Linked DNA regions of Homo sapiens: region 2 is linked to region 1. Evidence: read pairs that join two places in POLR2A ChIA-PET (ENCODE). Cell type or tissue: MCF 10A. All regions are shown on one strand. Links, peaks and the distances in the headings refer to the core of each region. The heading gives the core; the rest is flanking DNA. Region 1 has its middle 12 kb from the start of LINC02357. Region 2 has its middle 58 kb from the start of SMIM20.

Evidence for each region. Peaks named below come from ENCODE experiments on the same cell type or tissue, not always from the same donor. Only the 100,000 strongest peaks of a DNase experiment are listed, where the experiment ranks them.
Region 2: POLR2A ChIA-PET joins it to region 1 with 5 read pairs; 5 of 35 experiments call an interaction of 5 or more read pairs at or near these places.

Annotation. Positions count from the first base shown.
Region 1 is chr4:26,055,748-26,061,119 of GRCh38, reverse strand. No RefSeq gene overlaps it. Among named protein-coding and RNA genes, the nearest start is that of LINC02357, 12 kb to the left of the region's middle. In MCF 10A, for the core only: no CTCF peak of the experiment used is centred there; a DNase peak (open chromatin) is centred at 2,349.
Region 2 is chr4:25,969,908-25,975,279 of GRCh38, reverse strand. No RefSeq gene overlaps it. Among named protein-coding and RNA genes, the nearest start is that of SMIM20, 58 kb to the right of the region's middle. In MCF 10A, for the core only: no CTCF peak of the experiment used is centred there; no DNase peak of the experiment used is centred there.

The DNA of each region.
Region 1 (5,372 bases), core at 257-5,256:
AATAACAAAAAAAGAGAAAACTCTTCATGTACAACTTGGGATATAGTGCCCAGTGACAAAAGGAAGGCAAAGAACAATTTGTGCTATTTCAAATCTTTTGTTTAAAAGAAAAGAGGAAAATGCAAATTTGGTTTACATAAATATAAATAAATCTGAATACACAATATGCACACTTTGTAAATTTGCATGAGAAAATAGTAGTCATGTTGACTTTTGGGAGAAAGGGAACTGAATGAGTGAAAACCAGAGATGGTTTCACTGTATGCCTCTTAATATATTTAATGTTTCCCAGAATTTTGCCCCATGCAAATATATTCAAAAAGTTGAATTTCAAAATGCTAGAAATAAAACAAAAGGCATTTCTATTTATTTGCTGAAAGTTGTAGGGTCCGGGGCTGGAAGGAGAGGGACTTCTGTGCAGGGTTTCGTTTTTGACTCTTAGGACAGGTCCAACAAACTGAGGAAATGCCACTTCTAGCCACCTGAGAAATTTACAAAGACTGAGAAATTTACAAAGAAATTTAAAAAGCTACTGGAACCCAATCTATGGTCAGGGATTCCTATGAGGGAGATGGAGCAAGTGATCTAGCATGTGATTCATTGCTGTCATTGGCATCATCACCATCCCTAGTATCAAATGGAATGTTGGTATGATGACTTAGTTTACACAGTGATTTCACATGTATCACCTCATTGGATTTCCCAGCCATACACTGAAGTTAGCATTCACGTTTTTATTGTTCTTCTTACTTTTATGGTCGGTAGCAGACACTGTCATTGCCCCTCCTTACGCCCTGGGTTCTCACCATCCCTGATGGCTCCTTACTGTAAGCACCAGTGGTCCCTTCCTGTCTCAGTCGGTTCTGGCTGCTATTTAAGAAAAAGAAAAAGAAAAAACACCAGAGACTGGGTGGCTTAAACAACAAGCCTTTATTTCTCACAGCTCTGGAGGCTGGGAAGTCCAAGACCAAGGCACCTGCAGATTGGGTGTTGGATGAGGGCCCGCTTCCTGGTTTGCAGATGGCTGTCTTCTCATTGTATTCTCACATGCTCAAAAGCAGAAAGAGTGGGCAAACTCTTGCGTCTCTTCTTATAAGGGCACTAACCCCACCCCAAGGGCTCCACCTTCATGACCTAATCACCTCCCAAAGGCCCACCTCCTAATTCAATCACATGCAGGGCTAGTGTTTCAACACAGGGATTTTGGAAGGATGCAAACATTCAGCCCATAACATGCCTAAGAGGTTTCTTCAGCCACAGGCTCTGGCTCAGCCTGTGCTAGGGACAGACCAGAGGTGCCAAGGAGCTAATGCCTCTAGGAGCAGCCCTTGCCCTGTGGCTGATGGCAGCTGGTAGCTAAATCCCCATGCTTCCTCCCCCCTTGGGTGGGACAGCTCTGAGGTGTGCTCCACAGTCTCTCAAAGATACCTACTGGGATTAGTTCCCAGTTGCCCTCCGTGGTGACCTAACCTGCTCAGTCAAGCTCTCTGGGTTGCTTTTCTGTCTTCTCTTTCCCATGTCTCCTCTTGACTCCCCTCCTGGCATTTCTCGTGATCCTGTCCAGAGGAGCTACTTGCTCTCCCATCTTGTCTCAGGCCTGCCTGTAGGAGAACCGAGCCCAAGTCAAAGGCACATCTCTAGTGAGTGAGCCATCAGGGACTGACCCAGTGCTGGTTGCAAAGCCCAAGCTCTGTCCACCCCATCAAGCTGCTGTCCTCATGGGCTCTCACAGAAGACAAAAGCCAAAACCAAGAGGGCCAGCATTCTCTTCAAAGCCCAGGCAGAGGAAAGCCACCGAATCAAGCACATCCATGAGCTCTGAGCATCCTCACATTCAAAGCAAAAGAAAACATGATGCCAGTTCACCAGCACAAGTATTTAAACCTGTCTTTCAGAACACTTTAAAATAGTTCATTTTTTAAAAAGCATTCATTTCACGTTTGAAAAATAACTAAATATTCATCCAGGCTTGTTCACAAATGTGCTACTTTCGTTTATTGAATGCCTTGCTTTCCTGTCAAAGAATTACATTGTCACTTAAAGTCCTCTTTCATTTTCTTACAAAATCAGATCATCATCTTGAAGGGAGCTATGTGGCAAGATTGGCAAGGGGGCCATGGAAGGCTTTGGAAGGAGCTAATATTTGGGCTGAGACCCTGCAGGTGAGTAGTTGGTCCAGCAGGCAGAAAGTTGGGATGGTGTTTCCCTGGCACAGGACTGGCCTGTGTGTGTGCATGGATGCCAGAGAACATGCTCCATGACAGCTGGGCTCTGAGCCAGCTGGAACAAGCAGAAGAAACGTGTGTGAGTGAACAGGCAGGCACGCCACACTCTGCCTCCCAGGCTATAACAAGAAAAAAGAGAAAATGAATGTCGAATGGGGAAACCACCTGGTTTCCTCTAGACCAAGAGTGGGGCCCTAAGGGCGAGCATGCCCTGGCACCCGCACTGAGCAGGGCTTTGTGCGACACCCTTGAGTCATCTGGGAAGGTTCTGCAGCAGTACTATCGATAGCTCTGGGACAGTAGAAGCCTTGTTAAAGACCCAATCTCCTCCATAAGATACTAACTATTGAGCTGGGGTCCGAGGGAAGTCCTTTAACCGGGTCAGGGGCCCATTCCAGGGACCAGGATGGATGATCAGGAGTGTTTTTGGTACTCATAGACTGGCTTGTGCTCTCAAATATTTTAAATGGTAGAGATGCAAGATCAGAAGTTTGGGCTGGGCATGGTGGCTCATTCCTGTAATCCCAGCACTTTGGGAGGCCGAGGCAAGCAGATCACTTGAGGCCAGGAGTTCGAGACCAGCCTGGCCAGCACAGTGAAACTCCATCTAAAAATACAAAAAATTAGCAGGGTGTGGTGGTGCACAACTGTAATCTCAGCTACTTGGGAGGCTGAGGCATGAGAATTACTTGAACCTGAGAGGCAGAGGTTGCAGTGAGTTGAGATCATGCTACTGAACTCCAGCCTGGAAAACAGAGTGAGACTCTTTTTTAAAAATAAATAAATAAATAAATGTAAAAAAAAAAAAGTTTGGAGGAACTGTTCTATGACACACTCAGCACATATGTTGTAACCGGTTGATGTGAGCCCCCGTCACTCTCTTGCTCCCTCTCTTGCCATGTGATGCGCCTGCCCCTACTTTGCCTTCCACCATGAGTAAAAGCTTCCTGAGGCTCCCCCTAGAAGCTGAGCAGATGTTGGTGCCATGCTTGTACAGCCTGCAGAACCATGAGCCAATTAAACCTCTTTTCTTTATGAATTACCCAGTCTCAGGTATTCCTTTCTAGTAACATAGAAATGGACTAATGTAGTTATATATTTTTTAAAGGTATTGTATTTTAAAAACAGCAGCAATAGTGATAGGAAGCTTGGACTTCCCTGGACAATCTGAGATTAAGTGTAGGGGATCTTGATCTCCTCAGCATCTGACTATAGCTTCCCAGGAAGCTCTGATTTCCATCTGTGCGTCCAGTGACCCCATAGGTGTTGGCCCCACCCCAGTTTTAGGAAGAGAGCATGCAATCCACACCAAGCCAATCAGTGGGCTGCTGCCTTGGCCACAGGAATTGGTTAAAATGGCAGGACCTAATCTAAGCAAAGTGAAGTTCAGGGCTCGTGTTTAGAAATGTGGGACAAAGGCATTCTCTGTCTTCTTCAGATGAGGTCTGGCTTCTGGATGTGAGGATTAGAGCTGCTGCAGTCATTTTTGCTACCCAGAAGGAGGCCACCCTAAAAACAGTTCACACACGGAAGAGACTGGTGCTGAGAAAATGTTGGGAAGGAGAGTGGACTGGGTGCAGTGGCTCACACCTGCAATCGCAACTACTCAGGAGGCTAAGGAGGGAGGATTGTTTGAGGCCAGGAGTTCAAGACCAGCCTGGGCAACATAGGGAGACCCCTATCTCTAAATGAAAGTGGGAAAAAATGGCTGGGCACAGTGGCTCACACCCGTAATCCCAGCAGTTTAGGAGGCTGAAGCAGGCGGATCACTTGAGGTCAGGAGTTCGAGACCAGCCTGGCCAAAATAGTGAAAACCCATCTCTTCTAAAAATAGAAAAATTAGCCAGTTATGGTGGTGGGCACCTGTAGTCCCAGCTACTCAGGAGGCTGAGGTGGGAGGATCACTTGAACCCAGGAGGCGGAGCTTGTAGCGAGCCAAGATTGAACCACTGCACTCCAGCCAGCCTGAGTGACAGAGTGAGACTCTATCTCAAAAAAAAAAAAAAAAGGGTGGGAAAAAATTATCTGGAAATGGTGGCATATGCCAGTGGTCCTAGCTACTTGGGAGACTGAGGCTGGAGGATCACCTGAGCCCAGGAGTTCGAGGCTGCAATGAACCGTGATCATGCCACTGCACTCTAGGCTGGGCGATAGAGCAAGACCCTATCTCAAAAAAAAAAACAACAAAAAATTCAGTGTTGGCCCTAATCATATTTAGACGCTCTGGAACAAATTGTGCCTGAGATTACCTTCAATTTGGACTTGTGGATTACATAACCTAATCAATGTACTCTCTCAGATGAGCCCCAGCCAGGAAAAGAGAAACCACAGTAGATATTTCAAAACAGGAGATTTAGTAAAAGAATTTTACACAGTGACAGATGAAAATGAGGATGCTGCGATAACTCGGGAGTAGGTTACTCCTAGGGCTGGCAGAAAAGAGGGGAGAGGGTGATTACCAGAGGAGGGTCTCATGATGCTGGTGCCGGGCTCCTGGGGGGAAACTGCATAGCTTGTGTTCAGACCACTGAAGAGGAGGGGGCATGATTTGACAGATGCTCGCACCCCCAGGGTGGTGGGCCAGGAATTGCTCTGATGCCCACAGTGAGTAGGTGAGGAAGCTGTCAAGCTTCTCCTCCACCCCCTAGGTCCCAGGCTGTTGGTGGGCTCCAGCACCTCTGCAGGTGCATGGTGAGGGGCACCTGGGAATGCTGAATGGAGCTGGCAAGTGGAGCTCACCGTCTGCTCCTGCTAGAGGGACACTGCCAGGAGCTGAAGGACAACAATGAGGTCCTTCTCCTCTTCTCTTGCCCCAGTCTCCCTCTAGTGCCTCCTGTGGGCATAGTCTGTCAATTGTGGCTTGCAGAGTACCCTTCTGGCATCACAGGGCAGTAGGGTGAGCTTAGACATGACAGCCGAGAGGTAAAGGGCGGGTCTCACCAGCTCCCACTGGGCTTCCATTCCTTGCATCCGGCTGGTACACTTGATTATCATAATTACCGCAATTAGAGCCTTAGCCCATTTTTCCTTGGGCCATAATCTGGAAACCATTTTGATCGTCCTAAATTCTATTTACTTTCAAATCTTCTGTGGATAGCTGGGGCGCCCATCTTCCGGCCTCTTGGATGAGAAGACCAAGCTCAGGGA
Region 2 (5,372 bases), core at 71-5,070, 86 kb after region 1:
TGTGTGGGTGGAATTGTGTTCCCTAAAAAGATATGTTGATGTGCTAACTTGAGGTCCCTGTGAATGCAGGAAACCAAAATATTTCTTCTCAAAATAGTGAGGATTGTTAAGTTAAAGACACTGAAAATGCAGGGGAACACTGCCTTGGCCTCTACTTGCCTGATGACAGGCACGAATCCTTCCTTACTTAAGACACATCACTTGCTTATCAGCCCAGAGAAAGCACCTGCAGGCACCAGGAAAATCTAGGAACAGATTTTACTCTCTTCCCACATTTTCCCACTTTTTCAAACACTGAAACTGCTCTCTCCTTTGTCTTGTCACTAGATAGGATTTATGGCTCTTTGTTAAAATATTGTTTAAGCAAGGCTTCTACGCCACTAGCTTGAGAGAGAAATACTTTTGAACTGAGGCCTCTTCCGCATGATAGGCAGAGCATGCATTAATACATTTCTGCTTGTTTCTCTTTTGTTAATCTGACTTTTGTTTTCCAGAGTGTCTCAAATAAGAACATAAAAGGGAGGGGAGAAATTATAGTTTCTCCCCTACATGAACTTATTCGGATATAGGGTCTTTGCAGATGTAATCAAGTTAAGATGAAGTCATATTTGATTAGGATAGGCCCTAATTAAATATGGTTGCTGTCTTTATAAAATGAGAAGAAGAGACCAGGTGTGGTGGCTCACACCTATAATCCCAGAACTTTGGGATGCCAAGGCAGGAGGATTGCTTGAGGCCAGGAGTTTGAGACTAGCCTGGGCAACACAGCAAGACTCCATCTCCAAAAAAATTAAAAATTAGCTGGGCATGGTGGCATGCACCTGTAGCCCCAGCTACTTGGTGGGCTGAGGCAGGAGGATCAATTGATCCCAAGAGTTCAAAGCTGCAGTGAGCTATGATGGCACCACGGCAACCTGGGTGACAGAGCGAGACCCTGTCTCTTAAAGAAGAAAAAAAGAGGAGAAAAAAACAGAGACACAGAAAAAAGTCCTTGGGATGATAAATGCAGAAATTGGAGCCATATATCCACAAGACAAGGAACCACCAGGATTCTTGGGAACTCCAGAAGCTAAGAAGAGGGCATGGAACAGGTTCTACCCTAGGGCCTTCAGAGGGAGCGCAGCCCTGCAGACACCCTGAGTTCAGACTTCTGGCCTCCAGAACTGCGAAAGAATAACTTTCTGTTGTTACAGCAGCCCTAAGGCACTAGTACAGGTGACATGTATTGCTCTTCTGAAGAGCAGGGTGTCTACAGCGGCAGAGGTCTGGGTCCTGGCACGTGCCCTTTAGGATTCCAATATCCTTAGGGGCCTGCTGGTGCTGACAGTTCCAGAACCATAAGACAGAATTCCTGCGGGCCAGTTTGGAAGCAGAGACAGGAAACTGGAAGAGCCCTTAGCCTGTGCTTGGGCTTAAAGCCCTTTAGCTTGTGGCTTTAACTCTGAAACTTCTAGAGGGCATCTTGCAGGTCAGTGTGAGGTACAGAAGTTGTCACAAGCTTCCTGGCTCAAAGAAAGTGAGACTTCACGAACTTTTCTGGACATCACACCAGCACTTATGAAGTTATCTTGTTAAGCACAGATGAAATCAGAAATACAGGCATTCACCATCACTTAAACAAAGCTCAGATTGTAGAGTGCGAGGAAGAATCGGTGGGATCTGGCCAGGATTTGGTCCTACGTGCCAGAGGACTGACACAAGACAGGGAACAGATTCCACGGGCCCCTGGCAGCCTCCCACCTCTCAATAAAAATATCAGTACTGGCGAAAATAAAACCGCACAGGCAGACGCAATATCATTTCCCCATGGACATTCAGAATTATTGCATCTTATGGGTGGAAGGGACTTTAAAAGCCAACCTGTATCTTACAGCTGTTGAAAGCAAGGGCTTTGGAGGAAGACTGATCTGGGGTTGCATCCTGGCTCCTTGACTCTAGGGAATGACAGCTCTAAGTTTTGTGCCTTTGGGCTTGTTTCCTTTTCCGTAAAACAGGACAAGGCACTAATATTCTGGGCTCTAAAAGTGCTTATAAAATGCTTAGCATAGTTGCTGACTTATCACAAATACTGAGAAAGTGGTAGGTCTTATGAGGATTGTTGTCATTTCATCCAACTCCATAGCAATGCTGGCTTCCCCTTTGTAAAGGGGATCCTGCCTATATTCAAATGTTGCCAGCCATGGCTCTCTGAACACCTCTACTTAGAACCTCCTTTGCTGCAGGAAGATGATTCCTTGTAAAGAAGCTTCCCTTGGATGAAATTGCCCACTAAGTTTGCAGCACTGTTAAATGATTAGGGGCATGGGCCCTAGCCCTACATTCAAATCCCAGCTCTTTCACTTAGGAAGCTTGATGTCCTTGAGCAAATTACTTAGCCTTTCCGGTAACTAATGGTCACAATGGTTCTATCACTCAACCTTTCAGTGCCTCAGTGTCTTAAGCTGGCAGATAATGATGATGATGGTAGTACCTACCCCATTTAGTTGTCATAAAGTTTGAATTAGGGAACATATATAAGGCATTTAGAAGAAAGCCTGACATACAGCAGGTACTCAATAACTAGGTATTATTGATGTAACTTCCATCCCTCGATTTGATCTTATTATGTCCCCCCCAAGATTTGTTTTCAATTTCAATAAACTGCATCTGAATTAGGCCAGAGACCATCAGATCACCAGCCCCAGCCCTGGAATTGGGATGGCTTCATGGACATGTGACCTGTGCCCTTGACCAGGGCCCCGTGCTCAAGGGCCCACTCTTGCTTTAATCCTCTTCAGTCTCCATCTTGAAGTTCTTAATAATTTTTGAGTAAGGTGGCCCACAATCTCATTTTACACTGGCCTCAAAAATTCTATAACTGGCCCTCCCTGGAATACTGGTATCGCTGGTTTCTTGCCTTCATGCGTGAGCAGGGTTAGGAAGCAGGGGCTGCCTCAGCAGAGCTTTGTTCTCCTCGTAGCTCTTCCACTCCGTGCAGCAGGTTGGTAATCTTGGGGCTCCATTGTTCGGGTAACCCCCTCCCTTTTCTCCCACCCACCTTTCTTCTCCTTGTCCCCTGGTTTCCACCCTTCCTTCCAACTCTTGCTGCTTCTGCTTGGTAGCCAAGCTCAGAGGTGTTTGCCCTGCTCCAGACCCAGGGCCTGGGCCACCAGAGGGGTTCACCTCCTTCTTCTGGCTTGCCTCTCTCCTTCCCCTGGTGATGGTGGAAATCTTTTTGCTGGCTTGCAATGGTGAGAATGACACTGTCTTTGAAGGAATGGGAACTCATAAAAGTTATAGAGTAAGATTTCCAGTTTCTTGGCCTAGAGGTGGGGTGTAAGGGTTAGCAGAGGGTTCCTGATGAGAGCTGCTTGAGTGAAGGATCAGCGGGCATGGGGCTTTGCTCTCAGTCACCAAGGGAATAAGAATAATCTGTTCTCATGCATCAAACAGGAGAGTTTGCTCCCCATCTTTTCCATGAGGACAACTCTCCAGGATGACATTCTCTCCTTCTCTAGTGTCTAACATAAAACGGCATTAGTTCTTAGCAGACACAGCCACCACCGGGAATTGTTTGGTCCTGCTTGCTGCTTAAGAAAATCTGCAGGAGAAAGGAAGTAGATTCAAGATGAAACAAGGCAGTGTGTTCTTTAAGATGCAGAAAAAGCGCTAAGGGACTTATGTTTGGAGAAGACTCTTGTCCCACCAAATGGAAGAAAGATGCCAGGAAGATAAAGCACAAGCGGCCTGCCGCGATGCAGAGCTGGAAACACTTCACTGGCTGGCAGGATGAGAAAAGGGGTCATCCGGAGCTCTGCCTGTGCCATGGGGGCATCCCTGGGGCTGGGGCTCAGCCAAGATTGCCTCAGTAAAAAGGGGGAAATGAGGCCTTGGAATTCCTTTCATGCTGCTTGACTGCCAGGCCCCCAGGGTTCTTGCAATCAGGCACAGAGCCCGAGACTCCTAAGAACTGCAGATAGGGCACTGGGATAATCCTCCTTCCATTTCACAATGAGTGAACTGGCTCTCAGCTGGAAGAACTGCTTCCCAAGGCACACTCTGGGCCTGACTCCTTTAATCACCATGGAGGCAAAGTCTCCTTCAGGTTCCCCTGGTAACCAGACTCCTCACGTGGGCTCCAGGCTAGCCCTGAGGGCATCTCCAAGTGACTGCCCACTGGAAGGGCAGGGCTGTCCCAGACTCCTGGTCTTGCTCCAGCCACCAGAATCTGCTCCATGGACTGAGAGCCTGGAGGTCTGAAGCAGAGTCTCAGCGGCTAGTGACAGTCTCCAAAGCCCAGCGCACTTCACCAACATAGGCCCCAGTGGCAGGAAGACCTGATGTTGTGGGAATGTTTACTCAGCCACCTCAGAGAGTCAGAAAGGCAGCTGTTCTAACCGCACCATGTCCCGGGATGTGAAACTGGGACTTGATCCAGAGGAGGCTGGTGGGGCAGTTACCTTCCCCAAGGTCAAGCCTTGGGCTAGGGCTATTAAGTTGGCAGGCTCATCCTGGGGCTCAGGAATGCCATGGAGACTTCACCCTGCAGGGCTGATGGGTGGAGAAGGAAAACCCCAGCTCCTGACAGGCATTGGGGTGGTGGCAAGAAGAGACCGGGCTTGGTTAAAGGCACACAACTTGAGTCTTGGCGTTGCCACCGACTCCCTGGCTGAGTGTGGATGGGCCACTTCCCCTCTCTCAGCCTGGTTTTTGAGGGGCTGGAGGAGCTGGAGCAGCTTCCTAAGGGAGCTTCCAGCTCCGGTTTTTGATGATTTGAGTTTCCGGTGTCCTGAGCTGCAGATGGCATGTGGGGAATGAGGAAGCTGTAGAGAGCTGACTGGTGATTTCCCCGGAGAGTCTACGGCTGTTGGGGAAGCTCCCACTACCACAGACAGCCCGGGCCCCACTTGGCAGCCCTGGGCCTCGGATCAACTGAAATGTGTAGGGGGAAGCGAGATGAGCTCATTAGATCCACCTGTGCAAATCAGCGCCTTTCACAGCTGAGTGTCCTGGGGAGGGGAGGGTTGAGAAGGCAGCTCAGCCAGGCAGGAAGCCCCGCATCGGAAGACGAGGCTGACACCAAAATGAGGATGGTAGAAGCATATTTAATGACACGGAAAAATGTTCAGTGGTAGGTTAAAAAAAATGCAGGTTATAAAAAGCAGCATATGTAGGACAATCCTCTTTATGGGGAAGAAATATTTCCCTCTAAAGTAGACACACACACGCACACGCACACACACACACACACACACAAGAAAAGGCCCTAAAATTCAAGGAGTGATTATCTCGGGGTGCTGGGATTTCCTGTGGCTTTTATTTTCTTCCTTTGTGCTTTTCTGTATTTTCCAAGGTTTTGTAATGATTCAAAAAAGACTTTTTTCACAGAATGC